Linked DNA regions of Homo sapiens: region 2 is linked to region 1. The links are chromatin loops, found by intact Hi-C in ENCODE. Cell type or tissue: dorsolateral prefrontal cortex. All regions are shown on one strand. Links, peaks and the distances in the headings refer to the core of each region. The heading gives the core; the rest is flanking DNA.

Region 1 (16,554 bases), core at 3,357-11,356:
TTTATCCTCATGTCAGAACTGGGTCTAGGATCTCATTTTCTTCACTCCCAGTGTTATGGGCCAAATTGTGTCCTCCCAAAATTTATATGTTGAAGTTCTCTTTCCCAGTACCTAGAAGGTGACCATGTTTGGAGATAGGTTCTTTAAAGAGGTTAAGTTAAAATGCGGTCATTAGGGTGGGTTCTAATCTAATTTGACTAGTGTCCTTATACAAAGAGGAGATTCTTCTTAACTGCCACTTACCCTACAAGTCTCAGCCTAAACAGGGGTTGGACACTGGAGTCCAATAGTCTTGTGTTCAGTTCTGGGTCTAAGTCATCTGAATCTTCAGTGTAGATTAGGACCCCTACCATTCATCACACACAGCAGGAAGACCACATGAAGACACAGGGAGAGGATAACCATCTATAAACCAAGGAGAAAGGCCTCAGAATGAAACCAATTATGCCAACGCCTTGATTTTGTACTTTTAGCCCCAAAACTGTGAAAAAGTAAATTTATGTTGCTTAAGACACTCAGCCTACGGTACTTTTTCATGGCAGCCATAGCAAACTAAGGCACACAGCCTCTGCTACCTTTCTAAGTTAAATCAAGGAGCTATCTGGAGCTGAGACCTTCAATAGGAAGCACTCTCAGAGCCAACCCACAAAAGGCTTCAAGGTCTCTGGCATGGGGAGGAGAAGGAGCCTTAGAACTTTATGGCAACTGAAAGAATGCTGATGTTTCACCTTCATGGGCTGTTTAGAACCTACGCTCATGTTCTTAGGAGTTGCCACCAAAACTATGGTGGTAGAAAGTCAGACATTGTCATGCCCAGTCTAGTCTGGCAGTGCATGGCAAGCATTTGAAATTCACCCTCCTTCTCTCTGGAATTCTGAGGGAAGTTAGTACAAAGATCAATAGACAAATGAGAAGTCGAGTTTGACTTTTTTTAAAGTGAAGTGATTCTTCATAACCTGGTGCAAAGCACTGGTAAAAACTGAAGAACGTGGAAGAGGTCCTCACACAGGAGGCTTGAGGAAGCTTTTCTCCAGTTGCCCTGGATCTCTATTTCTGTCATACTTCATTATCTGCATCCAGAAAATTGATGACTGGGGTTAGGGTTAGGGAAGAAAGACCAGTTGGAAGCATAAGACACATGAGCACATTTCCCCTAAAGTGTGGATGTGCTAAGCTGGTCCAACTGCCTAGCCCTTGCCTGGGGCAGTAACCCTGGCCAGGCTGCCAACATGGAAGAAAAGGCCACAGTAAGGAGGTGACTGGGGATTGAGTGCTTTTCAGAGCCTTGGTGCTTTCAGCAGTTCATGAAGCAGGAAATAAGATTAAATAGGAAATAGGCCTTCTGCATGTGAATGCAAGTGAAATATTGGAGAAGAGGGCAGGCTTTTCACATGCTGGGACCTATGCCAGTCATTAGTGAAACATGGTCCAGAACTTCAGGTCCTGCCACTCAGATGAATGCGTCAGTCCTCCTTTGGGTTGAGTTAGCAAAGGGTGGCAGGGAGCCTATTCATGCTCCTTCATTACGGGCCATGGCAGCCTAGGCTGATGTCCTGTCCATGACATAACTGACCTGTCAAGGTTACAGAGAGAATGTGACATCCCCCTTTCTGAATAAACATGCTCAAGATCCACTCTCCTACTGACCCCCTCTTTTCTATCTCTATTGCCATTAACTTCCATGCCCAAGTCCAAAATGATGGTGGGAAGATGGGCCCTGGGCTGTGAGGGCTGGTTAGGTAACTGCTCCACTTACATGTTGTGCTCCCACCTCAAGGCCTGGATGAGAGAGGTGTGAAATCTAGCAGCGCATTTCAAGCCCACATGATTCAAAATATGTTTCCTATTTTTAAATTGGGTTTATTTATATATTCAACAGTTACTTTTTATAAATAGAAATAGAATAGCAATGAAAATCTTCTTCTCTTTTTATATCTTCACAGATTCCTTAAAGTTATGGCCCTGGATTCTCCCATTTCAATGGCATTGCTCTGGCCAACGGGTCAGATGGGGCAGTGCATTTGCCTTTTCCTAGGCCTATGGCACAGTTGCTAGTTATACTTTCAGCCCATGGAGATCATGTTGGCTTTGAGAAATTTCTCTTGTGAAAAGTCGTACTAAGTTTATATTCTTTGAACTTGAGAAGGTGAGGAGTGAGGACTTGGATCGGATCAGCATTCTACTCACTCACGGTTAATGCAATGTCCCATTCAATGTCAATTGCAGCATCACTGCTAAAGTCTCTCAGGGAGGCCAGGTGTGGTAACTCACACCTGTAATCCCAACACTTTGGGAGGCCGAGGCGGGCAGATCACTTGAGCCTGGGAGTTCATGACCAGCGTGGCCAACATGGTGAAACCCCATCACTACTAAAAATACAAAAATTAGCTGGACATGGTGGTGGGCTCCTGTAATCCCAGCCACTCAGGAGGCTGAGGCAGGAGAATCGCTTGAACCCAGGAGGTGGAGGTTGCAGTGAGCCAAGATCACACCATTGCATTCCAGCCTGGGAGGCAGAGTGAGACTCCGTTTCAAAAAAAAAAAAAGGTCTCTCAGGGAATTTCATGCACTGAGCTCCCACAGGGCCCAATGTTACCAAGGCAGGCCAGATCCAGACTCCATGGGCCTTACATTCTGTGTATCACGGATCTACCCAGGAATGTGGACTCAGCCATTCAATGTCATTAAAGTCAAAGACATTCTATCCTATCCTGTTACTGTGAAAGAAATTGAAGACACACAATAAGAGCATTTGACTTGGTGCATATCAGGGATTTATTCAACAAGTCCGAACTCTGTGCCAGGAGAGCAGTACAGTGTGGAACTAGAGTTGAGGCTTTGGAATCGGTCCTGTGTTTGGAGACTGGACTCACCACAAATGGGTTGAGTAAACATTGGCAAGCTGTTTCACTTCTTTGAACTCCAGTTTGCTCATCTCTGAAAGGGGACACAAAAATGCTAGCTTTGTTGCATTGTTTCTAATATGAAATAAGGAAGTATAAGCAGGGTGGCTTGTGCTCAATAAATGTTGGCCTTGTCTCCTTGTACTTCCATCAGCACCATGCTGGGAAGTGCATTAGAACAACTATCTTGAAGGAGCTCACAGTGTGGACATAAGTTGTGGGAGGTCAGGTACAAGTTTTCTCTAGTTCTCTGTTGTATCCTTAGGTCTCAGCACTATATGTGTCCCACAGTCCACACTTGACAAGTATTTGTTGCTTACCAACTCAATATACATGGATTTCAGGAACATAAATCTGAGGCAGAACATGATCCACCTCTTGGGAGTAGTCAGGACAGCAAATGGCAGTGACTGCATTCGTACTGGAGTTTTGATGATGACCAGGATCTAGGAAGAGGGAACAGCATTACAAAGACGCAGATGGCAAGGAACAGCACACTGAGTGATAATGTTGGGGCATAAAGTAAAAGGTGACAGAGAAGGGGTGATGGGAGATGAGGCTGGAGCAGTAGGCAGGGGCCAGGGCATCGAGGACTTTGAACTTGACTCTGTGCATTTCAAGCCCACATGATTGAAATCATTCAGTGGTTCTGTGGGAACCACTGAAGGGCTTTGTTCAGAGGTGTAGCGTGGTCATACTTGCATTTTGGAAAGATCACCTGGGATGAATGGGGAGACACAAAAGTAGAGGCAAGGAAACCAGTTAGGAGACTGTTGCCATGAGCTTGGGAGGCAGTAACCATTAAGATCATGACGATGTGCAAGGAAGGGAATATCTAAGGGTAGTTGAAGCTGTGCAGATTATAGGACTCAGTTGTCACTTGGTGGCTGGTGCAAGTCCTGGGGCCTACAACCTACTTGGAAACAAAAGGGTAACCTTTGGATTCTATCCCCACTCAGTAGGATGGGAGGCCTCTTGCATTTCCTAATGAGGGCGGGGTAACGCACTGCCCTGCTGGAGGTTCCTTCCCAGAGGTGTCTGTTAAGGGCAGAGGGATCGCTGTGCCATCTCTTTATTCACCAGGGCTGTCAATCTGGAAAACAAAGGTGTTGTCAAACTGCCTTATTGAGAAGTAGTTTAAATTAACCTTGACAGGTAGATTAATAAATAATAAGGCCTGAATAGCTTATAAAAAAATCAATTACACTATAAATTTTAGAAGAGCACGTGCTCAGCTCCAACCTAGTGAAGCTGCAGCATTCTTGAACCAAATGTGCCCAAACTCAATTCCAGGCAATTTTATTTTTTGGGAGATTAGACAGGATGCATTCAGTGGGGCAGATTACTGTACATTCTGGAATGGCTAAGGGATATTTAGTGGGTGAGGATGATTTGTAGAAAACAAGATAATTTACTCTCATTCGCCTACCTGTAATGTGTAGCACGTGATTCTGGCATGTCTCTCTTTGCATAATAATTCTGCTTTGCCTGGGCTGGAAGGAACCCAAGGGTCATGTGACCTAGTAATTCTCAAACCTTCCAGACTAATATTTTGTGATGCTACCTTTATTATCCTGAAATGGGATTCATAAATTATATAACCCACCTAGACATCTCATTTTAAAAATCTATATAATGCCCAAACTGCAAAGTCAATGAAAAATAAAAAGCAAAGTAATTTATAATAAAATAATATGTATGTTGATAAGTGAATGAGTGGATGTGACTAGACTGGAAGACATAATAGCAGACAGATGATTGCTTGATAGTTACTGAAATGGATGTGTGGAATTGGCCACCCAAATACACGAACAGCATGGCCTTTCGAGTTGTAATTTTCTGAAACAGTAGCTATCTGAACAAACAAGCACAATTTCTTCTGGATTTGCATGATACCGGCATCCAGGAAAATTCAGTGTATATACATGTATGTTACAATCATGCAAAAATGCTTTCTCTATGTGTGAAATGGAACTAGGATCTAGACCCAGATAATTACAACGTAGACTTTTCATTTATATGTCAGGTGAAACATCCCAAAATTGAGTGGGGTGTGGTCGAGTTCTTCATTGGCTCGGTCTTCTCTTTTGCCGCAGGCTGTCTAGCATCCAAACTCCAGTGGAATCCCTTCTATCTGTTGTGACAACCAAAACTGCCCTGGAACTATCTAAATCATTCTTTAGAGGTACAGTTGCCCATACTGAGATCAATAGTTCTTATTTAACCTCCTCATGGTTTGGATGGAGATACAAAAAGCCACGAAGGGGAAGAACTTGTTCCTGGTAAAGGGAGGTTGGAACCCAGGTCTCATGTCTGCTGGCTCAGTGCTGTCCCACTGGCCTGACTCTCCTGCAAAGTTGGTCCTCCTGCAAATGTCTTCGAAAGCTGGTCTATAGAGAGATCCTTTTGTTCAATGGAGGTTCAGCCCTTAACCTGGCCAGTGTGAATTCTGGGCTTCTGTACTGTGTGTATATTCTTAAAGTGAGATGCATCTGCAGTTTAACATTTTTTGTGCCTATTTTCTAATCATTCTCAGCAAAGGTGTGTAAAGGACTGAGGATAACACTGTATGCCTTGTGATCTACAGAGCATTGGAAACACTTTCTGCATCAACATTTCTTCCCACCGACTGGCTAGGATGCCTAGAATTTCCCCATACCTTTGAGTAAAGCCATTTAAAGTTTCCTTTAAAATGCAAACACTTTTGATTTACTCACATGAATTCTTCAGTGACCTCTTAGGTCCTCAGTTGCTTTATCTATATAATAGGGATAACACACCTACTTCATAACTGTTATGAAGATTAAATGTGATTAATGAATAAAATTAAAACACTTGTGATAGAGTAAGTGGCAAAACCTTGTTTATCTTCCGACCTCTTCACAAAGAGGTCTGGTGGGTATAAGGCGCACATACTGCTACTCATTCCCACCAATCTCAAGGCAGACATCACCAATTTATTTCAGCACTCTTATGCATGGACACCAACACGGCCTTGGGTAACTTCTCGGATTAGAACTCCAGGCAGCCAAGACTAATTGGAATCAGCACAGGAATTGAAAGCTTTCTTTATCTTTGCTTTAGCTAATTGCTGGACATTAACTCCCTTTATGTTAATGAGAGATGAGATAATCCCTCAGCTACCAGAGCCTGGAGGGACAGAGAAAGTTTTATGGAGAAGCAAAAGATGACAGAGAAAGAAGAAGGGAAGGTACATCAGAATGTCCAAGAACAGGGCACTGAGCTGCTGGCACACAGCATAAGCCCTGCCTTCAGAAGTTAATAAGCCACACGCAAGGCACCTAGCATGCGCCTGTCACACATGGGTGCTCAATATCCAATGGTCCTCTTCCTGCTTGTTTGCTTCCCTCACTGTTTGGTCAGGTCTCCGAACTAAGGCACCTTGCTGCCATATTGCCCATAGAGTTCAACCCAACTTTAATGATAATCAAGAACCATTGGGCTGAGCGCGGTGGCTGGGTGTAATCCCAGCACTTTGGGAGGCCAAGGCGGGCGGATCACGAGGTCAGGAGATGGAGACCATCCTGGCTAACATGGTGAAACCCCTTCTCAACTAAAAAAAAAAAAAAAAAGCCAGGGGTGGTGGCGGGTGCTTGTAGTCCTAGCTACTCGGGAGGCTGAGGCAGGAGAATGGCATGAACCCGGGAGGTGGAGCTTGCATTGAGCCGAGATTGTGCCACTGCACTCCAGCCTGGGCGACAGAGTGGAGACTCTGTCTCAAAAAACAAAAAAAACAAAACAAAAAAAAACAAAAACAGAATCATTGGCCAGGTGTGGTGGCTCACACTTGTAATCCCAGCACTTTGGGAGGCCGAGGTGGGTGGGTCACAAGGTCAGGAGATCGAGACCATCCTGGTCAACATGGTGAAACCCCATCTCTACTAAAAATACAAAAAATTAGATGGGCGTGGTGGCGTGTGCCTGTAATCCCAGCTACTCGGGAGGCCGAGGCAGGAGAATCGCTTGAACTAGGGAGTCGGAGGTTCCAGTGAGCCGAGATCGTGCCACTGCACTCCAGCCTGGCAACAGAGTGAGACTCCATCTAAAAAAATAAAATAAAATAAAATAAAATAAACCATTAACATTTACCAAGCATTTATCACGAGCATTTATCACGTATCAGAAATCCTTCTCAGTACTTTCTATAGATTATGTTAACTTAGCCTCCTAATATCCTCGTGAGGTGGATACTATGATATTTCCCATTTTACAGATAAATAACAAAGGGCCCAGAGAAGTTAAGTTATGCTCCAGCTAGCCAGTAGTGGAGCTGGGATCTGAACCTATAGGCTTCTGCTGTTGAGGACAGTGGGATCATGCTGCCTTCCTGCACCACTGTGAGCCTGGCCCTGTGCCGGTGATAGGAGGTGAAGGGCATAGTCCTTGACATCAAGGGGCTTTTGTTCTGGCAGTAGAGGCTGGTGGTGAGCCATCCTTGGAAGGTTTCTGGGGGTGACTGGTCAGAAAAGGAGGAGCTGCGGTCAAGCAGGTGAGGTGTTGGAGGCTGAGATCCGGGTGTCAATGTTCAAAGTTTGAATTTGTACTCTATTGAGGCAAGGGGTAACCCAGGGGTATAAGAACTGAAGACACTAGAAATACTGCATTCTCTATTTCTAAAAGTCAAAGACTGTGTGATTCTAAGACTCCACCCCTATAGCTTAGAGAGTTAATTTTTCTATAATTTCATAATTCCTACATGCTAGAATTAAAAGGTTCTATGATCTCACATTTCATTTTATTATAGAATCCACCCACAGAGCCAGAAGCAGGCTTCCCCGCATCCCCTTTGGTTATGTTTGGGAATCACTGCGGCTTTCCTTGCCTTCTGGCTGTTGCCGCTGTTGCCCTCTAGATGGCGCCCAGCCTTCTGAGCAATAGTGCAGGACACCGGCCCGGAGACTGCACAGCTCCAGAGAGCTTCGAGGGCCAAGTCTGCAGTTTGGTTGCTTCCTCCTGAAATCAACGTGGGAGTCTTAAAAGCACGGGGAGAATAGTCTACTCAGCAGGGAGCATTTCGGGATGATGCAGCCATTCATAGGAAGCATGGAGAGGCTTGGTAAGTGTCATGCCAAACAAGCACCCTGAAAGAGGATTGTCATCACTGCTTTGCAAATGAGGAAGCTGAGGCGCGGAGCGGTGAGGTAACTTGGTTCAGGCCCCAGAGTTAGTAAATGGTAGAGCAGGTCTCAAGCCCACCTCTCTTCTAGTCCGGCTTTTCACTGCAGAGGCTGCCTCCAGAAGGACACTAGGAAAGGAGTGGGGAACATAACATGGCCCCTGGCAGCCAGTGCTGTGGTGCGGAGGGCCCATGGGTCCTAAGGGCCCAGAGGAGGCAGCCCCCCTGTGGCCCCAGCTCACCAGGGGGGCTCACTAGGACCACTGCAACTTCTTCTCCAGGAGTCTTCCTGCCTTCTGGCAGTTCCTCCTCTGCACCAGTTGGCGACCTCTTTGTGATGCAATCTGACCACTTCACTCGTTCCTTAGAATCCTTCAGCAGCTTCCCATTGCCTATGCATTTCAAAATGTCTGCCTTGAAATTTAAGCCTCTATGGTCATGGACCCCCCCATATCTGCAACCTCTTTTCATACACTTTATCTACTCTTCAACCATGATCAGCTTTTGGCTTCCTCCTTTGCTTTAAGGACCCTTGTGATTATATATTAGACCCACCTGAATAATTGAGGCTAATCTGCCCATTTCAGAGCCAGCTGACTGGCAACCCTGATTCCATCTGCAACCTTAATCCCCACTTCCTGTGGAAGGCAATGTATTCACAGCTTCTGGTGATTAAGACTTGGACATCTCTAGGAGGACATTATTATGCCTAGCACCTGTTCCATGTTCTCTCTGGCCTGCATACTTTTGCCTAAAATGCCATTTCCCCCTTCCACAACTGGAAAACTCCTATTCTTTCTTAAGGATTTAGCTCCAGTGTTGCCTCCCTTGTGAATTCTCTCCTGAGAGCAGTTAGATGCTCCTCCCTCTTTTGGGTTCCTACATTACCTTGTGTGTGCGTGTGCACGTGTGCGTGCATGTGTATAACACTTCTCAGACTGTAATTTTACTATTTGTTCTCTTGATCGTGAGCTCCCGACAAGAGTAACCTGATTTACTCAGCTCTGTTTACTCAGTACCTGTTTACTGCCTGATACAGTGTTTGTGTTCAAGAAAAGTTTATTGAGTAGGAGAATGAATATAGTGAAAGCTGGAAGTTGGGAAGCCTGCTATATTTTAATTTAATTTTTCAATTTTAATTACGAATTTTGGACATCCCCTTTCTGGGACTCAGTTCTCCCACCCTGTAGAATTCATGTCAGGAATTAGAGGAACTTGGTCTCAGTTATGATTAGGCACAGCTGAGAGTGCTTACAGAGTAGCTTAAATGGGGTGAAAGCTTATTTCTTGTTCACTTGAAAGTCCACGGCTGCTAGTGGCTGGACTTGTTGCCCATGAAAGAAACCAGGAAGAGCAATTCTAAAGAGATGTCCAATAACAAAGTATCATTCTTCTAGCATTGAAGTCATCAGCCTGGTGGCTGAGATCTTTCCAAGTTTCCAGATCTTTTACCTGAGGTGGTGTGGAGGCAAGGGATGATTAGATTGACAACTAATCTCAACCCTTACCTGCCACTTACCTCCCAATCAAGTGGTGGTCATACCATTGGTCATGTGATAGCACCCAGCTCTTTCCAATTCATCCCTCCACCATCTCTATGATGTGCCCTTTGACTTCAAGGTCCAAGGAGAAACTCTAGCCATCATATCCATGTTTGTCACAGAATTATGGAGGAAGGCAGGGAGGAAAGGGCAGACGATACCCAACAAACAACTGTATCTTCAGAGAGGTTTGTGAAAGTTTCCACTCAACACCTGTGTTTGCGTCCATTCACTAGAATTAAGTCACATGGCCACACCTAGCTGCAAGGGAAGCTGAAGAATGTACCCTCTATTCTGGGCAGCTAGATTCTGTTGTTATGAAACAAGGGGAGCATGGATATTAGGGGGCCCTCTAGCAGCCTCTGCCGTAAGCTGTAATTTTCCAAGGATTAAGAAGGTGAAGAGGGGCATGCTGGCATCTTTGATGTATCATGACTCATCCTAAAGAAGTTTAGTAGTAACAGGAATGCAGTGAATCTGGAGGAAGGCAAAGGCCTTTACCTTAAGGCTGGGTGACTTTGATTGGACAGCTATTTGCATATCTACCTTTCTTCCATCCTCTCCATCTTAGCTAATTGATCTGGGATACAGCACTTGCATTAAAAAACTGAGTTTACCGATCTCGGAGCTAGTTACAGCCTGTAAATTGGGTCACTTTACACTCTGGCTTGTCTGGGACCATCCTGGTTTATGCCTGTTGTCCTGTGTAATGATCCAGAATGCCTCTCCCCTTCTCAGAAGTGTCCCAGTTTGAATGAAAAATTATATAGTCACTTGCCTATAAACAGTGTAGCATACTGGAAGAGAAGGGAAATAGTGATTTATATTTGACTCCCAGGAATATGAAATCTAGAATTCAGGCTTTTTTTAAGGTTTGGGCCAGTGGAAAGGTAGAGGACATGGAATCAAGATATAAGATATTGGGAATATCAGTCCTCACAGGATGAAGAGCCTCATGAGTAATAGCATCCACTGACTTTCAGAAATATATATAAGGTTCTATCCACCTGTCTCAAAAACTCTTCTTCAGCATAGCTTTTTATGACCATCCAACTGAAAGTGGCCTCCCCCACCTCCATTCCTTCTTGTTCTCTTACCTGGTTTTGCTTAATATGTAGCACTTTTCAATATTTGAACTTGTTTCTTCATCAGATTACATGTTTATTTTATGTTTCTTCCCATAGCTTCTGCCACTAAGAATCTAAACTTCCTATGATCACAGGACTTGTTATCACCTTCACTTTTGTGTCCTACTGTGTAGGACATATTATATTAATATATGATTAACCTATGGGTGGATGATTGGGTGAATGTGGGTGGTTAAGATAGTTTTTTGGAAGGTGGAAAGGTGAAAAAATCAGGAAGAGATTGGAAAGGTGGAAGGTGGCAGGTGGAAAAATCGGGAAGAGATTTAGAAGTCACTCAAAATTGGGAAGAGATTTAGAAGTCGCTAAAATTAATACTTATACAATGTTTACATAAACTTTTTCTGCATTGGACTGGGATGAGCCTTGGTGTGATCTCTAAGACACGGGATAGACCACATTGGCAACAAAATCCACAAAGGCTTTGCCAGTCAGAAGGGCCAGAGCATCATGGGGAGGTGGATTCTGGTGGTTGTAACACATGCCACTCATTTTCTGTTCTGCCAATGCTATTGCATTAGTTTCCTGGGGCTGCTATAAATAAAGTACAAACTGGGTGGCTCAAAACAACAGAAATTAATTCTTATAGTTCTGAAGGTTAGAAGTCCAAAATCAAGGTGCCTGTGGGGCCATTCTCCTCCTGAGGGCTCTAGGGGACAATCTTTCCTTGCCTCTTTCTAGCTTTGGTGGTTGCTGGCAATACTTGCTCTTCCTTGGTTGAAAACACATCACTGTAATCTCTGCCTCCATCATCATATGGCATTCTTTCTGCACATATCTCTGTGACCAAATTTTCCTCTTTTTATAAGGACACCAGTCACTGGAGTAGGGTCTACCCTACTGCAGTATAACCTCATCTTATATTGATTGCATTTGCAAAAATCCTATTTCCAAATAAGATCACATTCACAAATATCAGGGGTTAGGACTTCAACATATCTTTTTTGGGAATGCAGTTCAAGCCACAACAGCTATGGCACTGATGGGATTAAAGAGGTGTGAATCTTCCTTCTTTTTCTTGCTCATCCGCCATCCTAGTAAAGGGATCCTAAGCATTTTCAAAATCAGGCTCAATCCATTTGGCCCTGAGCAAGTGCACAGACTTTTCATTTTCTCACAGGCCCCCTCTCTGGGTTATCAATAAAAAGTAATCCTATGCTGCAAACTCTTTGCCCATAAGAGAAACCAGGAAAAGCAATTCCAAAGAGATGTCCAATAACAAAGTATCCTCATAGCATTAAAGTCATCAGTCTGGTAGCTGAGATCTCTCTAAGTTTCCAGGTCTTTTACCTGAGGTGGTGTGGAGACAGGGGGATGATTGACCTCTAAGAATCTCAGCCTTGCCTGGTGCAGTGGCTCATGCCTGTAATCCCAGCACTTTGGGAGGCTGAGGCGGGCAGATCATGAGGTCAGGAGTTCAAGACCAGCCTGGCCAACATGGTGAAACCCTGTCTCTACTAAAAATTAAAAAAAAATTAGCTGGGTATGGTGGTGCATGCCTGTAATCCCAGCAACTTGGGAGGCAGAGGCAGGAGAATTGCTTGAACTGGGGCGGTGGAGGTTGCAGTGAGCTGAGATTGTACTACTGCACTCTAGCCTGGGCGACAGAGTGAGACTTTGTCTTGGGGAAAAAAAAAAAAAAAAAAAAAAGAAAAGAAAAAAGAATCTCAGCCTTTGCGCTGCAAATTAAGTGTTGTTCATACCATTATGCATGTTATGGTCCAGAAAGAGTCTTCTTTCAGGGGAGAGAGGCAAAGACGTTGAAGAATATGGTGAGATGTCAGGTGACCCAGTTCTTCTACTGACAGAGGGGGACTGTCTCTCTGAGCCTGGATTTTCTAATCTCTAAAGTGTGCAAATGAACTTCTGTTATTTTACTCCCAAGTTTGCTCTGAAGATTGATTATGAGAATAGATATAGATAAGCTTTAATAACTTCAAAATTCTTCTCTGTATGTCAGTTGTAAATGTTAAGACAGCAGGAAAATGGCCAATGGCTTTTAAATTCTTTTTGAAGTATATTCTTGCACAATTTGTTTTTTTAGGATCTGAGGCTCAGAGAGGTTAAGTCATTATACAGAGGTAGCACAGCACTTAGTTGGCACAGGAGAATCACGCTGCCTCCTGTTTCTTCTTGGGTTTTTGGTCTTGGCTGTTTGTCCCCTCCAAGTATGACAATTGAGCTGGCATTGTGCTCTCCCCTTTAGCCCTTGTCTCCCCCACCTGCCTTCTCCCATACTCCCCTGGGAAAGTGCTGAGGACTAGCAGGAGGCTTTGCTTTCCAGGCAGCAAGGCTTTCATGAGTTAATGGGAAATCTGTTTGTGGTTTTCTTCGTCACAGCATGAGGGAGGAAGTGGCACGTCTGGAATGTGAAGCAGCCTGAGGCTGTGAGCAGGGATCCAAATGCTGCCCAGCCCGAGGGGAGGCAGCCAGGGTCTGAAGCTGCAGCCAGCAGCCCGGACCAAGGTGAATGTTCTTGGGGTCACACACCCAAGGAAGAAGATCTCAAGTCACTGACTGTGTGTGTGTTCACTGCCTTGTCTGGTTTCATCCTGACTCCTGTGATGCTTGTCTGCTTCTCCATGTGCCCACAGGTTTTAGAGTTTTCAAAACATTTTCACACTCTGTATTTCATGTAATCCTCACAATAAGCCCACAAAGAAGTTGGATTAATTCTCCCCATTTTGTAGATGGAGAAACTGAGACCCCACATGAAAAGAGACTTGCTTAGGTCACATAGGAGAGCTGGGAGCATCCAGAGCTTTCTTTGCCACACCACACCACAGATTATGCTACAGCTCCCATGGCTTTTCCGTGGGTGTCCTGCAAGCCAATCAAGAACAGGCTTCCTTGTCCTCTCACATCACCCAGCCTCGTGGCCCAGGAGCCCTGCTCTCTGGTTGGTCGCTTCACCTCTCTATCAAGATCAGTGTCCTGAGTTTCCCAGTCTGCGTTAGCCACCTCTCCCCTTCTCTCAACCAGGCACCAGCAATCTTAATTAGTTACAGATACAGAATTCTTCTCAACTTGTGTTATTCCTGCTTTTGAAACTAGAGATTAAATTGCTTGAGAACAAATTCTTATCTAATCATGTGATGAGGCATTTTCCCAATGCGCCTAGTTTAGGTCTGAGAACATGGTAGATGATCAGTAAAGATCTGGAGATGGGCAATAATAGTAATGGCTTTTTATTAAATACTTATAACAGCATGGGAGGGAGATGCTAAGATGCAAGAAAGAATCCAGCGGAGGGTGCAATGGTTAAAGGAAAGCAAAGAACTGCCTTCTTGTTGTAAATAACCTCACAAAGGTCTAAGAAAGAGCATTCAGGAAAAGCCAGGTGCCTCACTTAGGCTGTCATATTTAATCCTTAGAAGCATGTAATGAAAATGCTATTGTTCCCATTTTAGAGGGGGAAAAACTGAGTTTCAAAGAGGCTAAGCAACTTGCCCAAGGCCTTATGGGTTGAGCAGGCAGGATCAGAAGTTAGACTCAGTTCTGTTGGATTTCAAAGCATTTCCCAGAAAAATTTCCTAGGTATCAGTTTAGGAACAATGCCTTGCACATAGTAGGTGCTTAATCAATGCCTATTAACCAATGTTGACCTTTATAGTCATTCTTAGAGAGACTTGACAGCTGGTGGAACCAGGTTTATTCGTGTTTATACTCCCAGCTCCTGACACATACTGAGCCCTCCATAAACTCAAGCTGTAGCTGAGGAAGCCTAGACTCCAGGAAAAAGCTACAGATGGTGTGGCCCAGGCTTGGACCCAATGCCCACCCTCTTTGTCCTGCAGGGTGCTGCCACAGATTTATAGAAAGAGATGGAGCTGAGAAGATGGTACCTGTGGACACAGGGGGTTGGGAGGCAGGACTGTATTTCATCTCAGCATTTATATTTCCCCAGAGTGGATCCCACTGCATTTCAGGACCAGTGCAAAGTACTTAATTGAAATCCGTAATTCCAGCCCTCATTAATAACCAATCTCGGCAAGCAGAGAGCTCCACGACCATTAATGATGAGCACGATGCAGACGCAGGTCTTTAGAGGGGAACAGCAAGTCCCCAGTTCATTTTACAGTTGATTAGAGTGAGTTAAACTTTGCCCTGCTTGTAAGTTGTATATTAAAATTAAGAAGTTGGCAATATGTGAAGTTATCAAAATACCACAGGTGCATTGGCGGGCCTCCAGCCGGCATCGCTCATCCTAAACAGCGTGGTGACCCCTCAGAAATGGGTCTGGGACACCATGGCACAAGATGGATAATTCAATTGAACCTAATCAGTCCCAGGGAAACGAGAGACCTTCATCAACTGTCTGCAGATGCACAAGGATCCTAGTCCGCAGGCGCGCTGGCCACAGCGGCCCCTGCTGGCAGAATCCTCCCCTTCCGTGGGTGTGATGGGAAGGATCTCTGGACTCAAATCTTGGGATCCTGGATTCTCTATTACCGACGTGCAGTGTGGCCTAGGGCAAGGTTTCCTCTTTCTCCGGTCCTCTGTTTTGCCATCTGTACAATGAGATAACTAGGCTCCATGATGTCAGACTGTCTGTAATCGGACATATTGCTCCCCAATCCATTTTTGTGGGAGTGCTGTTCCTGAGACCTTGCGGGAGATCATTGACAGCAAGTGGACAGTTCTTTGCTTTCCCTCAATCATCGCCCACCCTGTGGACTCTTTTCTTCTTTCCCATCCCCCTTCCCAGCTGTCATATTCTAGAATCTCTTCACACCCGACGATTTGCATTTCAAAAATATGTTCACATCTTGGACACTTTGTTCTTGCTCATTTAACCATCTTTGGATACCTCTTTCATTCTTTAGACATCAACTCTACCTGGGAGGCTTCTATTCACCCTTCAATACCCTTCATAAATATGCTGTCTGGTTACTTTAATGCTCCTGGGACAGTGAAAAGAGTGTGCAGTGTGGAGTCCAGGTTTGAGTTCTGCTCCTAACACTTATCTGTGACTTTGAGCCAGTCATCAAGCCTTATAGAACCTCAAATTCATTAATACGTGTTCACTGATTTAATTAATTTTAAATCGGCACATAAAAATTGTATGTGTTTATCACATACATGTATCACGTACATGATGTTTTAAAATATGTATACATTGTGGAATAGTTAAATTGAACTAATTATCACATACATTAGCTCATATACTTAACATTCTTTGTGATGAGACCACTTAAAATCTATTCTGAGCGATTTTCAAGACTACAATATATTGTTATTAACAATAGTTGCTATGGTATACAATAGATCTCAAACATATTTCTCTTGTCTAACTGAAATTTTGTATCATTTGACCAACATCTTCCCAATCAATCTCCTTACCCTCCAGCCATTTTCACCTATTAGAGAACTCGATACACATTAGAAGATCAAAAATTATCTCCTTTCTTGGCATCTAAGACAGAGTTAACTTCTTCTTCTATACCTAGGGTTGGCAAAACTTTCCTGTAAGGAGCCAGGTGATAAACACTTAGGCATCATGGGCTATAAGGTCTTGTTACAACAACACAAGTCTACATTTGTAGTGTGAAAGCTGCCATAGACAATATATAAATGAATGGGTGTGGCTGTGTTCCAGTAAAACTTTATTTATAAAAAGAGATAGTGGGCTGTATTTGGCCAGTGGGCTGTAATTTGCCAGCCTCTGCTCTATGACATCTTGGGCAAAGACTCAGCACACTGAATAGCACCTGATAGCTTATGTGTCAGTCTCTCCTGCTAGACTGTGCCTTCCTTAATGAGGGATTGCTTTATTGTTCTTTGCTTCTCTCGGACCAGACCCATGCATTATACCATTTAATTCTCTC
Region 2 (16,554 bases), core at 5,557-13,556, 310 kb after region 1:
AATGAATGAGGCTACAAAATCACATGTGATTCCCATTGAATCATATGTAAAGTTTATAGTCTAAAGAAGAAAATTTTTGGCCAGGTGCGGTGGCTCACATCTGTAATCCCAGCACTTTGGGAGGCCAAGGCGGGCAGATCACAAGGTCAGGAGGTCAAGACCATCCTGGCTGACAGGGTGAAACCGCATCTCTACTAAAAATGCAAAAAAATTAGCTGGGCGTGATGGTGGCGCCTGTAATCCCAGCTACTTGGGAGGCTGAGGCAGGAGAATGGCCTGAACCCAGGAGGTGGAGCTTGCAGTGAGCCAAGATGGTATCACTGCACTCCAGCCTGGGTGACAGAGTGAGACTCCATCTCAAAAAGAAAAAATTTAATTGTGGAACCTTAGATTGCAATAATCATGACATCCACTTTGAGTAGGAATCTGTAGAAGAACTTCAAATGTATTAAATCTAATTCTTTCAAAAGCAAAGTTGTTTTATGTGGTGACTCTTATCTCACGAGAAAAGCCAGCCTCCTTTAATTACTTAGAGTTAAATCTCAAGAAACATTTAAAGTATACCTGTGTTAAAAACAAGAGGAAATTATATATTCTCACATAAATATATAGCCAGCATATGATATTTAACTCTTTAGAGAAGAAAACATCTCTTTTTTGTTCCCTGATGAATGAGTTGATTTTTACTTTGACACGTGCTAACTGGCCAGGTGTGCAGTGGGATAAATGAGACAATGTATATAAAACTCCTGGCATTATGAGTAAGTTCTCAAAAATACCAGTTCTATTTAATCTAGCCAACTCCTCCATCCTCCCACCCTGGAATCCGTGTCCTAAATATTTTTACTTTCTAGTTGTCCTGCAGTGGGAGCAACTTGAGTACTGAGAACTTCCACATCCGGGAAGAAGACATGTCCTTGGATCAGCATTAGAAACACCTGGGACCTTATTAAAAATGTAAATTTTAGGGCTCCACTCCAGACTTACTGAATCAGAAAATCTAGGGGTGAACCCCAGGAAACTGTGTTGTAATAAGCCTGCCAGGAAATTTTCGTGCATATTCAGGGTAGACAACTGCTGATCTACATTATGAAAACCCATTCTTTCCTTTGTATATTTTTTAAAGTTATAGGGTACGTTAGTCAAACACTGCATGTTCTCACTTATAAGTGGGAGCTGAACAATGAGAACAGATGGACACAGGGAGGGGAATAACAAACACTGGGGCCTGTCAGGGGTGGGGTTGGGGGAGGGAGAGCATTAGGAAAAGTAGCTAATGCTAATGCATGTTCGGCTTAACACCTAGGTGTTGGGTTGATGGGTGCAGCAAACCACCATGGCACATGTTTACCTATGTAACAAACCTGCACATCCTGCACATGTACCCCAGAACTTAAAATAAAAATACATATATATTTTAAATTATACGGTACAAGTGCAGTTTTGTTACGTGGATATATTGGGTAGTGGTGATGTCTGGGCTTTTAGTGTAACCCTCACTCAAATAGTGTACACTGTACCTCTTTAAAAATAGGTCTTTTTAGTGCACCCCTTTTCCCCCATCCCATATCAACTACTAAAACACCTTAAAAAAACCAAACTGGCAGTAACATTACTGAGCTTTGCAATGGCTGCTATAAGGCACTGAAGTCACGAAGGCTTCTTCTCCATGATTACACGTTTAAGAGAGCAGTTCATAGCATTCAGAACCACCTGGCAACCCACTGTTTTTTCTCTCCTACAGACTGCCAAGGAGGCAGTTATCACTCAGACCTACTGTGTTTTCATTAGCTCCTCTGGCCCCACAAAAATATGAACTGCAGTTTTAACACCATTTACTTTTCTTGGGACTTGGAGTCAGGAGAGGAGGAGAGGAGAAGGCAGAGAAATAACCTCTTTCTATGTAGCCAAATTTGTGTAATTCCTCAGGCACACTCTTCAGCCATATTTCAGCATAAACAATGCTTTCATCTCAACACACAGACAACTAAACACTGTTCTGATTGCCATTTATACCCCATGCCTCTAGCATGGTGTCAGGCACATAGTAGGTGCTCAATAAATACTTTTGAATAAAGGAATTGTACTATACTTTTAATTATTATCTTCAAGGAAAGACCAGAAGCACATGAAGAAGCTGGTAAAATTGTTCTTTTTTTGTTTTTTTGGTTTTTTTTCCTCAGGCAAGGTCTCACTCTGTTACCCAGGCTGGAGTGCAATGACATGATCTTGGCTCACTGCAGCCTTGACCTCCTGGGCTCAAGTAATCCTTCCTCCTCAGCCTCCTGAGTAGCTGGTACTACAGGCCTGTGCCACTATGCCTGGCTAATTTTTTTTTTTTCAGAGAAGCGTGTCTCACTATGTTGCCCAGGCTGGTCTCGAACTTTTGGACTCAAGTGATTCCCTCACCTCAGCCTCTCAAACTTCTAGAATTGCAGGTGCAAGCCACTGCCTGTAATCTTTTGAGAACAAAGAGATTCATCACCAGTAGCTGACCTCTTCAAACAAGTCAATTGCTTTTAATAAATTGAGCAGATGTCTATCCTCCAAATAAAATACCAATTCCTAAATAGAAATGTCAGCATAGAATTCCATTTGCCAAATGTTGATTTATATAACTTATTGTACCTTCATTCTGATAGAGGGAATTTTTTTTTAAAAGATGATTATTCATGGTTATTATTTTTAGGGGAACATAGTAGGTGTATATGGAGTACATGTGATATTGTGGTACAAGCATACAATGAGTAGCCATCACATCAGGGTAAATGGGGTATCCGTCACCTCATTTATCGTTTCCATGTGTTAGGAGCATTCCAATTCCACTCTTTTAGTTTCTTTAAAATATACAATAAATTATTGTTTACTATAGTAAACAATACTTGTACTATCAAATACTGTCTAACCATATTTTTGTACCCATTAAGTATCTTCACTTTCCCCACTCCTCCATGCAACCCTTCCCAGCCTCTGGTAACCACCCTTCTATTCTCTATTTCTATGGGTTCATTAAAAAACAAATTAGATCCCATGAATGAATGAGAACATGTGATATTTGTCTTTTTGTGCTTGACTTATTTCACTTAACAGAATGTTATCCAGTTTCATCCATGTTGTTGCAAATGACAGAATTTTATTCATTTTATGGCTGAATAATATTCCATTGTGTACATGTACCACATTTGTTTATTCATCAGTCTGTTGATGAGCACTTAGGTTGATTCCAAATCCTGGCTATTGTAAATCATGCTGCAATAAACAGGGGAGTGCAGATCTATCTTTGATATACTGATTTCCCATCTTTTGGGTATGTACCCAGTAGTAGGAATGCTGGATCATATGGTTGCTCTATTTTTAGTTTTTTGAAGACTTCCAAACTGTTCTCCATAGTAGTTGTACTAATTTGAATTCCCACCAACAGTGTATGAGGGTTCCCCTTTCTCCACATCCTCATCAGCATTTGTTATTGCCTGTCTTTTGGATAAAAGCAGTTCTAACTGGGATGAGATCATATCTCACTGTGGTTTTGATTGCATTTCTCTAATGGTTAGTGATGTTGAACATTTTTTTCATGTACTGGTTGGCCATTCTCATTTGAGAAATGTCTATTCAGATCTTTTATCCATTCTTAAATTGGATTATTGGATTTTTTCCTTTCGAGATATATGAGCTCCTTATATATTCTGGGTTTTAATCCCTTGTCAGATGGATAGTTTGCAAGAATTTTCTCCCATTCTGTGGGTTGTCTGTTAACTCTGTTGATTGTTTTCTTTGCTGTGTAGAAGCTTTTTAACTTGATGTGATCCTGTTTATCTATTTTTGCTTTGGTTGCCTGTGCTTTTGAGGTTTTACTCAAGAAATCTTTGCTTAGACCAATGTTCTGGAGAGCTTCCCCAGTGTTTTATTTTAGTACTTTCACAGTGATAGGTGTAATTTTATCAAAATGAAGAGTTTAACAAAGCAAGGAACTATAGATTCTGTTATCATAAGAATATGTTTTTTAGGTTCACTAAGAGCACAATTGTTTAGAAAATATAATCTCTCATATTTTAAAAAGAGGAAATGAGTAGAAATAAATGGAAACTTTTCTACCTTAAGGAGTAAAATAAAGCATCCAACACACACACACACACACACACACACACACACACACACACACACACATATACATACACATATACATACACACTTTTTTTTTTTTTTTAAGAGATAGCTGCTGGGATTGACTTTGTTGAGCAATTTAGAAATCATGTACATTCACAGTGGAGTCTCCAGTTGTGATGCCACCAAGCCCTTCTAGTTAGTGAGATGCCAAGGTTTTGAGACCCACTGCAGGAAGGCCCTGTGAGATGGGAAGAGTTTGCTTAAGAAGTCAGATAGGCACCAGTGTAAGTATAAGTAAATAAATGAAATTAGAGGAAACACTCCTAGGTACATTCTTGAGATGATGGGCTCACTCTTTACCCAGGACAGAGCAGATCAGCATTTTCCCTAAGTATATTCCTGGGAGAAGTTCATTCTTCTTGAAATAATCTGCAGCAAAAGAACTTCTGGTTGATTGGATTTGGGAGACTCTCCCCATGTTGGATAGCCACAACATGTGCATGTGCTTAATAAAAGCTTATAGAAGCTCTGCAGGAAAGACTTTTTCCTACCCAGTGATTTTCAAATGTAATCAATCAGTGAAACCCTTTGCATATGTACCACCAACTAATAGTCTGCAGAACTGGTTAAATCCACTGAACACACTTTGGCAAACAAACTATATCCTGGAGTCATTGATCTAAGTTAATATCCTTGGGAAAAAACCACTTGTACCTGGAAAAGTGATGGGATTACAGTTTCACCTGTTTGTATTCTTCACGCAGAGTCAGGGCTGCACCCTATCCTCTTTGTGTTTGGAATTTCAGAATCTATCTCACAGCACCTGACAAACTGTAGGTATGCAATAGAACTTGAGATGAGTTTGGTACGCATCGGTCATGAAACAGAGACCATGAACTCCTCCTCAGCACAGAGGGCAGGTATGTTTCCTGAGCTCTGGCTGCTGCTCCTCAAAATGGATTTATTTTAGAGAAGAGTGATTAAAATGGCCAAAGGGAAGAAAGGGATTAATTACATCTTCTGGAGGGAGAATAACACTTTGTTTCAGAATGGTGAAGATTTATAGGAAATAATGATTAATGAATTTGGACAGCACTGAACACCTACTTTGTGTGAAGCACTGGGAACAATATCTAGATGAATGTTTGAGTTCCTCCATTCTCTATCTCATGTGCTGCCCAGTGTCTATAAGATTGCCAAGATAACCGAACACTGCATGTTCTCACTCATAAGTGGGAGTTGAACAATGAGAACACATGGACGCAGTGGGGGAATATCACACACTGGGGCCTGTTGGGGAGTGGGGAGCTAGGGGAGGGATAGCATTAGGAGAAATACCTAATGTAGATGACGTGTTGGTGGGTGCAGCAAACCACCATGGCACGTGTATACCTGTGTAACAAACCTGCATGTTCTGCACATGTATCCCAGAACTTAAAGTATATTTAAAAAAAAGATTGTCAAGTTGAACGGAGAATCATGCTTCACATCTTATTTTATAAGCTTTGATTTAATAAAAGAAATAACTGCCACCATGTGTAATACACACATTGACTTTATTTCTCCAACAAATAGACCGAGAAAAAAAGGAGGTTCACTGGCAGTTCATAGCAGATAGGATTTGGGAAAAGAGTTCTGGTATTTTGCAATCATATCAGACAGAACTAACCTATTATCCTCTCTTTGTGGACTCATCAAAAACTAATCCTAAAATTAGAAAAAAACATGGAACAAGACTTATGTTCTTCCCACTATTTGTTTAACAATGGAAGCAATTGTAATGGTATACCCTCATTAAAACTTCCTGTTACCCATAAGTAAAAGACATACAAGGCTCTTCACTTAATTCTCAGAACCATTTCCTGTCTCTTCCCCTTTATGCAACTCTCTTTGCATCCAAGATTCATTGAGTTAACTCTATTTTCATTACAAGGGACACTCTTCTTTGTCTTAATGCATGGTGTATGCTTTGCTTGTAAAGCCCATGTGATAGTTAATATTGAGTGTCAACTTGATTGGATTGAAGGACGCAAAGTATTGTTCCTCCTGTGTCTGTGAGTGCATTGTCAAAGGTGATTAACATTTGAGTCAGTGGACTAGGAGAGGCAGACCCACCCTCAATCTGGGTGGGCACCATCTAATCAGCCGCCAGCACAGCTAGGATGAAAGCAGGCAGAGGAAAGTGTAAGGACTAGACTGGATAAGACTGGCCTCCAACTTTCTCTTGTGCTGGAGGCTTTGGACTCCAAGTTCTTCAGCTTTTGGACTCTTGGACTTACACCAGTGGTTTGCCAGGGGCTCTAGGGCCTTTGGCCTCAGATTCAGCCTCAGACTGAAGGCTGCACTGTCAGCTTCCCTACTTTTGAGGTTTTGGGACTTGGACTGGCTTCCTTGCTCCTCAGCCTGCAGACGGCCTATTGTGTGACTTCACCTTGTGGTTGTGTGAGTCAATACTCCTTAATAAACTCCTTTTCATAAGTACATCTGTCCTATTAGTCCTGTCCCTCTAGAGAACCCTGACTAATACAGCTCATCTGGTGAACTCCTCCTCAGTCTTCAAGACTTCACTCCAGTGCCCCCTCCTCTTCAAGTTGTATGTATTTTGTAAGACTCACACTCTTCTAGCTAGAGGGGATTTTCTCTTCTCCATCCTACTATAGTACTTTGCGTATATCTCCACTCAGGGGTCATCCCAAGCACTGACTCATTAGAATGGTTACTAACTCTTGATCTAGAATAGGGTCATGGTGACCTCTGCTGGACCCTGAAGTCTGAGGTGGGGAGAGGATAGGGTTGGCAGGGACAGTGGGTGACACTGGAGGCTACTGATGGGTTCCAGAAAGCGGGTATTTATAAAAGCATTTCAGTATTTTATCAACTTGTATGGTCATACCAGTGCTCACTATCTCAATATCAGCTCTGCTTCTACTGTTTCTCATCACATAGATTTAGAATTATTTACTTGTCTGCCTTCCCCATTAGACCAAGACAGAGACTTTGGGTCTTATTTATCTTTGTGTCTCCAGAGCCTAGCATGGCGCCTGGCATGGAGCAGGCCTATTGATCTCTGAGAAGAACTTAAGGGCTTTCCCTAATCAATCAAGAGGAAAAGCATTTCCCTCCACCTCAGCAGAGAAGGAGCCCTGAACTTGACTGGTCATATATAAACTCACTGATTGTGCTGGGATTGTTGTTGTTGTTTGTTTTGTTTTGTTTTAGGAAGACTTTCTTTTGCTATTTTTTTTTTTAAGACAGGGTCTCACTCTGTTGCCCAGACTGGAGTGCAGTGGCAAGATCTTGGCTCACTGCAACCTCCACCTCCTGGGTTCAAGCGATTCTCCTGCCTTAGCCTGCAGAGTAGCTGGAACTACAGGCATAAGCCACCACGTCTGGCTAATTTTTGTATTTTTAGTGGAGATGGGAGTTTTGCCATGTTGGCCAGGCTGGTCTTGAACTCCTGACCTCAGGTGATTCACCTGCCTCAGCCTCCCAAAGTGCTGGGATTACAGGCATGAGCCACCACACCCAGCCAATGTGATTTTTAAAAAATGAGTTATTATGGTGTTAGCTCACTGTTTAATTCAGCTTCCTAGTTATGGCAGGGGTGGGTTGGACCAACTTTTTCTTACCTCTTAGTGGTAAGATCCAAGGATTAGCTTCAACTGTTACAGGTAATGAAATAGAGTGGACCCCATAATCTGGTTTTATCTAAAACTCTTTAAGACTAATAAGATTAGGATAAAAGAAATTATTGGGTTTAGCTTCCTAGAGTTTTCAACATTGAGGTTTTGGGCTAGAGCCAGAGTTAACAGTAGTGTCACTTTGCTTTATATTTTATCAGACATTTTGTGATCATGGATTTGGTGCAGCATTTGAAGGTTCTCAAGTTTCCTGGTCATAATACCTGTTTCACACTACCTTAATAGCACCGAAATATTTCCCCAATATCTAACAAAAAATAATATATATTAAAGAAACAAAGGAAGAAAGGAAGGAAGGAAAGTAGGAAGGAAGAAGAAAAGGAAAAAAAAGGACAGGTTGAAGAAGGAAGTCATCTGTCAGGCATCAATGAGCTAATGGACAGACTGAAATGGGGGTGCCATCTGAGAGTGTTCTAACAGCCACTAAGCCAGGTCTGATTTTGGAAAACAATAAAATTTTTAGTGGTGAAAAAATAAATCTTGTTTTCTCTGAGAGACAGAATATTGGTATTCCTTTCAGAATCTAGGAGCTTTTAGTTCTGTTACAGGGTAGTGTTTTTTTCCCAAATAATATTTTCAACATCATAGCCCTTGGCTAACATTGACTGGCCCAGATATCTCATTTTCAGGTTGGCAATGCACCCCCTCCCATGCAGAGCTAAACGCAAGACTATTGAAGGGACATTGCACCACAAACCTGGTCCTGTGGTGTCCGGTTAATCTGTTTGCTTTGTAAGGTTGGCTGTGGGACATGGGAACGCCACAGTTTTGTGGAGCTGCTAACGAGCAGAATTCACTTGTTGAGTCAGTAATAGTGGACCAAAGGGGAAGAGAATCCAGGGATCTGACAGTGAACAGATGGTAAAGTTAGAGGCTGGATTTGTTCTTAAATAGTTTAAAGTTTAGCAGAAAAAGTAGCCAGACACATATGAAATTCAAGGTAGGAAGAGATAAAGAGTCACAGAAAAAAATTCAAATAATCTACTAGGGAAATTCCAAGAAGGGAAAGAGGGGCCTCATATCTTCAGAAGGTAGACAGTGAGATTGAAAAGGGAGTTCAGAAAGGTGGAAGCATTTGAATAGACTTAGGGGAGTAAAAGATACTGAAATAAGTGATTTTTTGGTGAAAAGGGCACCCTAGATGAAGGGAAAAGCATGAGCTAATGCATGAACTATGAAAAGTGTAAAATATGTTTAAAATGTTGTAATACGACTGTTTGAAGAGCGGGAGCTATTCTGAATGACTTTTTCTCAGAAGAGTGATAAGGTAAGAACTATATGTTGGAAAGTCTTCTTTAATTGTAGCCAATATATGCATCTAGAAACCAAGATGAATCTAAGGGAATTACTTTAAATAATGAGGAGATGATGGATCGATAGATTCATAGATACACAGATAGCCAATTACAATATAGAGAGGTGGAATATTGAGAAAAATGGTGGTTTGCCATAGTGTAGCAGAAAAAGCTGTGATTTGAGGAAATTTTTGTTTAAAATTACAGTTCATATTAACTTCTTGAGGTTTGGTTTTCTCATTAACAAAACAAGGATATTTTAAAAAAATGATTCTTAGGGTTATTTTGGGAATTTTGGTGTATGTTAAAGGATGAAACCCATAACATAGGTAATTAATACATTTTTGCTTAATCCCAGTCTAAATATCAGATGCTTAAAGTTTAGACATCAAGAATGTCAGCATTAGTAAGAGTTACATGAGAATTATTCAGCATCCAATTCATTCCATTCATTCTCTACAAACTAATTGAAGACAAAATGTTGAGTTTAGTTCTTCAAAGACTAAAAATATTTCATTAAAAAGACCACCTGAAGGAAGATACAGTTATTGAAGGCAAATAAACTCATGGGAAGAAGAGGCCGGCAAATCCCTTGGTTATGTCTGTACAGCCAAGATTAGGCAGCAGGCATACTTCTTTTTGAAATAACCAAACTTAGGCAACACCCAAGGGCCCATGACTCCATGATTAACATGATCTGTGGCCCTTTTAATATTATTCCAAATTTATTTGATGGGATGAGTCCACTTGATTCCATTTTCACATCCAGAATTGAAACTTCTGAGCTCTCAACCAACAAAGACCCAAATGCTTCTTTTCTTAATTAGTATAATGAGGCTTTTGGCTTCTGCTTTATGACAAGTAAGTGAATTTGCCCTTTTGGTGACATGTCCTTAAAGGAGTGATCTAAAGGCTTGTGCAACAATCCCTTCAAGGTAGAAGGCCATTAAAAACAGTTGTCCAACTATGAAATTGGTTATTGATTAATATCCCAACAAGAAGATCATTACATTATGAAAGAAAGGGAAGCAACATTTATGTTCTTGGCCACATCTTACTGAGGGCTTTAAATATAGAACATGTAGAATTATTGCTACTTGAGAAGAAGAATGATAGTTAGAATGTTCACATGCATTTAGGAGAACTAAATGGCCATCTCCAAGAATGGTCATCTGGAATTTAGATATGTAAGTGTGTATGTGCGTGTGAGCGTGTGTATAAAGTAACTAGTCCCATTCTGCCCTACTCTGGAGTTAGATCCTGACATTTATTTTAGTACCAAATTATTTTAGAACTTGAGTTTTTCCATCATTCTCTGCATCACCACAAAAATAGTATATCTGCCTGGGGTACATTGTGAAATGTTTTCTGGAACAAAGTTCTAACTTTTAGCAATAAAATGCATTGTGACCAAGAGGACTCTGTAGGAATTTCCATGACAGCACTGAAGAGGGAGTGAGCAGTGACCTTGTGGAATTAGGAAGACTTTTCCCAAGGTAGTAACATTGGAGCTGGGCTTTGACAACAAGTAGAAATTTGCCCAGGAAAGGGGACTAAAAGACATTTAAGTAAAGGAAATAGCATTATCTAACAGATAGGTGCAAAAGATGAGGGTGTTACAATACAAAAAGAACCTGAGTACAAACAGCTAAGAAACTTAATGTCATCTTGGTGGTGAAGGGAGACCTTCCTTTGTAGAAGAAAGTCAGGCAAGGAGTAGTGAGAGAGTTAGATTGCAGACAGAGGAACTAGCAGATGGGGAAGGGTCAAGGAGAAGTCATCTTGTCTGAGAAAGGGAAATTCTGTCAGCTAGCCTGAAGCATGCTATGCAGAAAAGTGAATGATGCAGGATGAGCTGAGAACAGTAGCTAAATGATCATGAAAGGTCTTGCAAACCCTATTGAATAATTTGGATTTTGTGTTAAAGGCAATTAAAAATCATTAAAGAATTTTAAGCAGACAGATATGATCGAAGATACGTGATTAAGAAAAATACTCTGGTTGTAAGGACAATGGATCAGAGTGAACAGAGACTAGGGGTGGGTTGACCAGTCAAGAAACCCTCTGAGTAATCCTATGAGGTGAGTGATGAGGAATTGGAATAGATGATGAGAGTGAGATGGAGCAACGTGAAATATGGAGGTGGAAGCAACAGAATTTGTATGCATATGGCACAGAAGAGCCTGCTGTGTATGGGGAATGTCAAATGGCTCATTATGGATTGAAAACAGGGTCTATGAGGGTTTGAGAGGGGAGATGAACTTGCGAAGGCAAGTTGGAATCAGACTATAAAAGGCTTTGAATGTTCTGAGGAGTTTGGCCTTATCATCAGGATTTATGAGCTATGCTCTCTAACTTCCTGTGTCTTGGTAACCTAAACTGTTCTAAACATCTATTATAGGCTTCCAATTTCATTAGCATTTTAACACATTACTACATTTTCATCCTTGAGCGGCCAAGCATAGTTATATCTTCATATTGGAGAGTAAGTCATCATCAGACAATCCAATACTTTCCACTCCATAAGGTTATTTTCTCGACATTTCCCATTGTGTAATCACCAGCTATCTGCACAGTTCATGTTGAGGTTTCACTTACCCACACTGGCAATTTCCATATTGTATCACTGCACAATAGAGCACTCAACGTGGGATTACAGAGTGTCGGAGCTGCAGGTGATCACTGAGAACAGTCTAGTCCAATCTCTTTATTTTATAGTTGGGGTTCAGAGACTTGAAATGATTGGTGCAGGAAAATGCAACTATGCAGGTTCAGGTAAGATTCATTTGAACCTTTCTCCCAGCCACAATTCCTGGGAAAGACAATGTGTGCTAGGCCCTACTTGGGTCAGCTGTCGCACCTTTGTCTATCTGGGACCATGGAATAATAATTCTGGCTGAATAATCTTTGGGAAGTTTCCTACCAATCTACTTTGTCGCCCACCTTTCTGCTCAAAGTACATAGCTTTCAAACTATTCTCCACTCTCTAGTGTTGGGGAAATTTTAAGTGAGCCATTGAACCCTTTGGGGAGAGTATGAGCAGAGTCCTTGAGAAGTAACAATGGTCATCAATATTTAGTAGGGCTCTAGAAGTGCCAGCCACTGAACTAAGTGCTTTTAGCTGCGATTAACACATATATTTCTTATAACCACCCTACGAAGTAGGTACTATTATTTATCCACTTTATAATGTCGATACTAAGGCATTACCAATCTGCACAGTGTGAAATTGTGATTACATGGTGGTGCCAGAATTTGCACCTAGGCAGTTGGATAATCCAGCCTTATACACTCTTCACACCACACAATAGTGCTGATAACCACTATGCAACAAAGCATTTAAAGCTGAAATGGTGATGCCATCTCATCACACATTTGTATAAACATTTGCATTGCCAGCTAATTTCTTGATTTTAGAAGCTTATTAGAGCAATATTTATTATCTCCAATATTTCTGCATTGGAATAGTTGACTTCTATGAGCTTGCAATAATAAATGGACAATCTTGTGGAGTTGGGGCTGGGTGACTGTGCCTGGGTCATTTAGAAGCCAAAGAGATGAAAGTAGCCTGCAATAAAAGAGGAAAGTGAAGCTAATCTGAAGCTGTGACCTAAGGGAGAGAAGTGGCCCTAATTTCTGATGGCTTTTCAGTCTGTGAGTACACTCCTTTGTGAAGGCCAGTTGAAATTTATCTTCCTAGCTTCTGTGGGCTACCTTGGTATCCTGCCTCTTTGTTCTAGAAACTTTCACCAACTCATCCACAACATTCTCATTTCAGAACAGTGGAGTCACATGGGACCAAAATTGGCATCAGGAGCCTTTCTTAGTGATGTAGAAAAGGGACTAGTTCTCAGAAAAGGGATTTTGAATCGGAGCATCCCTCAGATGTATCTATCACACAGCATACATAGTGACTGTCCCACCTCACATAAGAGTAGAAGCGGAAAAGCACTGACATTTAGCTTACTGCCAACTGCTGCTGGAAACACAGATATGGATAATTTATCTACGAATAACATTAAAAAGGCAGGCTTTCTCTTGAGGCAATACTCTGGAAATGAGGGAGATGTATAATAATATTAGTCAATTATCCTTCATATCAGTGAAGTATTTTTTGATTTTTTTTCAGGCATTGCTGTCTTTCACAATGATCTTATAATATAGTATTTTTATTTTACGCGCAAAGGCTTATAAAGATGAAGTAACCATTCAAAAGACATGCAAATATTGGGAATAATAAATACTATCCTAATAAGCTTCAAATATCAGCAAATTGATAGGCAATGCCAATGTGAATGCAAATGTGTAATGACAACGGTATTTCAGTTTTGGATACTTTGTTCCTGGGAATTAGTATCATGGTAAATTTTCTCCCTGCTTTATTTGTGAAGATCAAATAGCCCTTTATATTACTATATTAACTTCTAATCTGTTTTTATCCAGGGAAATAGAGTTAGTAGATTGGAAGTAGATGCTTTAGGAAGTCACATCATTCGTGGTCTAGCCATGACTGCCAGCATTCCAATCCTATCTAGTAATTCATTACCTCCAGATATTATGCCCATTAGATAGGAACAACAATAACTGAATATGTACAGGGTATTTGTTTTGTGCCAGTCACTCTTCTTGAGTTCTTTATGTGTCTCAAGCTGATCTAATCCCCTTACCTCTGAAATTGTCCTTTCAAATTCCTCCTGAGGGCCATCTAGTACTCCTTATCTATGCCTCACAATCTCCTCTATATCTATTATCCGTTTTACTGATACACTGTAATTATACATTTTTATGGGGTGTAACTTGATGTTTCAAAGCATATACATGTTGTATCATGATCAAATCAGGGTATTTAGAGTATCTATCATCACATGCATTTACCATTTACTTGTGGTAATATATCTATTATTTCATTTTGAAGCATACTGCTCTCACCCTCTTGCCTTACTTGAAATGTGTCTGCCCTGGAGGTGTTGTGTCTCCTACAGCCCTATGGGGAGGCAGTTTTTCTCTCCTATGTGACATACTCCCAGACCAGTAGTTGGAGCAGCTGGATTTCTTCCACGTATTGCTCCTTCTCTGCCTTTTGCAACAGTTTGTGTTCTTTAAGATACACAAACTGCTTTCTGTTTTCTTATTGTTGTTGTCCACCAACATTCTCATCATTCTTCAATTGACTTCTTGGGTCACAGTCTACCTGTCTATGCCTTTGTCTATACTCATTCTTGGAAATGTCAAAAAGCCACGTGGCCAACTCATCTAGCATTCACAATGATCTCTGTTTCTTTACCACCTTACTTCACATGAACTTTTCTTCCATTCCACCTCAGCCACTTACTTGCATGGCCATACTTTAGATCCACATCATTTAAAACCACCCTATCTTCACAATCTCCCTTGCAAATATCCAGTTTCCATGACTCTCAGTTCATTGACCCCACCACTTTAACTTTCCATCAACACCTCCCCCACTTTGTTCTTTCCTCATCACACTTGGATTCTGCAGGTCATCGTTACACCCAAAATATCATAAAAGCCCTCAATGCTGGTGTTCCTCACTCCTTCATATTATTTCACATCCAGATGGAACTCATCATAAATACCTCTTAAGTGCCTGTGCACAGGCATTTGACAAATTCTAGAAGAAACCTCAGTCCTCAAACCTCAAAGGTGACACAAATCCTGGACCAGAACCCTCCTACATTTCTCTGGTCGTCTTGCTTCTGAAGACATGGAGATCACTACGTTCAGCCTTCTATTCTTTGAGATATGGTCACCATCCGCTCCTTCTCAAGTTCATCAATACTTCATTAATAAAGGACACAACCTCCACCAAATATATAAGCCTGCATTTGTCCTTTCTCCTTGCCTCCTGCTACAACCAAGGAAGGCTTTTCTTTTTTCATGTCAGAGGTACATCCTTCCACAACGGTCTCTGATTCAACCTCCTCTCACTTCCTCACTTCTTTCTGTCTCTTTACCCACCTTGCTCCTGTATTATCAACCTCTCCTTCCTAGAGATCTCTTCTCTCCCCATACAAACATACTCTGCCATTTTGTCTCTCAGTTCACTTTCTTCCTGAGTTCTGTATCTCTCACTAGTTACCAGCTTACTTCATATCTTACCATTCACCAACTTCAGAAAATGTTTCTACTCATGTCAACTCTCCTTGAACTCCCAAGCACTCCTCAATCCACTGCAATCTGGCTTTTCCCCAACAGTCCACCAAATCTGCTCTTGTCAAGGTCAATACTAATAACCTCAATTTTGTCAAATCTAATGGTCATTTTTTTTCTGTTCCTATCTTATTAAATGTCTTAGCACCTTTAATCAAAGTTGTTCACTTTGTTCTTGAAATAATACCTTTTCTCTCTTTCTGGCTGTTCTTTCTTGATTTTCTTTGTGTGGTTTATTCCTTCTATCTGATGTGTAAATGCAGGAAATTCCCAGGGTCCATCCTCCTTCCTTCTCCATACACCTCCCTTTGAAAAAGTTATCCAAGGGCCGGGTGCAGTGGCTCATGCCTGTAATCCCAGCACTTTGGGAGCCCGAGGCAGGTGGATCACGAGGTCAGGAGTTCAAGACCAGTCTGGCCCATACAGGGAAACCCCGTCTCTACTGAAAAGACAAAAATTAGCAGAGCATGGTCATGGGTGCCTGTAGTCCCAGCTACCCAGGAGGCTGAGGCAGGAGAATCACTTGAACCTGGGAGGTGGAGGTTGTGGTGAGCCGAGATTGCACCATTGCACTCCAACCTGGGTAACAAGAGTGAAACTCCATCTCAAAAAAAAAAAAAAAAAAAAAAAAAGGAAAAGAAAAAAAGAAAAAGCTATCCATTTTAATTTCTTTAAATACCATCTGTATGCTAATAACTCCTAAATGCAAAACTCCAGCACAAATTGCTCCTTGAATTTGCTCCAGATTTATATATCTGTCTACCTGATGTGTCTTTTTTACATGTCCGAAAACTGAATAATCTTGTTCTTTCTCTGTCTTCCCATCTTATTAAATGTCACTACTACCATCCAGTTGCTGAAATCCAAAACCTTAAAGTTATGCTTGACTCTGCTTTCTCCTTAACACTCAAATACTTATCAAGTTTTCTGTCACTTCTACTTATAAAAGGATTTCAGGTCTTTCCTGCATGCTATCCCAGGCCTCCATCATCTCTCTCTTGGACCACTGCAATGGACTCTCCTACTCTGATCTTTATCTAATCCCTTCCTCATAGAATGGTCAGAGGATTACTTTAGATACATAAGCATACCAAGTCAGTCTTCTACTTTAAATGCTTCAGTGGCCTCTCTTCATATTTAAAATAAAGCTTACCACCTTCCACCCTACATAATCTGGCCTCCAATGACTTATCTCACATTATCTTGTGCATTTCCTCTCACTTCTAGACCACAGAGAAAGGGCTGGGCCCCAGAATAAATTGCAGGGTGTCTACCTAGCAAAG

The links. Hi-C counts contacts between places; a loop is a spot of excess contacts. Peaks named below come from ENCODE experiments on the same cell type or tissue, not always from the same donor. Only the 100,000 strongest peaks of a DNase experiment are listed, where the experiment ranks them.
Region 2: a loop joins it to region 1, with 2.8 times the contacts of the local background. A loop is called at or near these places in 3 of 110 quality-filtered maps.

The regions. Positions count from the first base shown.
Region 1 is chr9:119,960,520-119,977,073 of GRCh38, reverse strand. LOC107987122 (a long non-coding RNA gene) reads left to right here and starts at 7,529. Exons shown (of 3, transcript XR_001746919.2): 1 at 7,529-7,980. It overlaps LOC107987123 (a long non-coding RNA gene), which reads right to left and starts at 3,407. Exons shown (of 2, transcript XR_001746920.2): 1 at 3,224-3,407; 2 at 2,752-2,937. RefSeq lists enhancers at 8,212-8,712, 12,774-13,369, 13,370-13,967. In dorsolateral prefrontal cortex, for the core only: CTCF peaks have their summits at 7,581 and 7,783 (motif pointing right); a DNase peak (open chromatin) is centred at 7,783.
Region 2 is chr9:119,657,652-119,674,205 of GRCh38, reverse strand. No RefSeq gene overlaps it. Among named protein-coding and RNA genes, the nearest start is that of LINC01613, 270 kb to the left of the region's middle. In dorsolateral prefrontal cortex, for the core only: no CTCF peak of the experiment used is centred there; no DNase peak of the experiment used is centred there.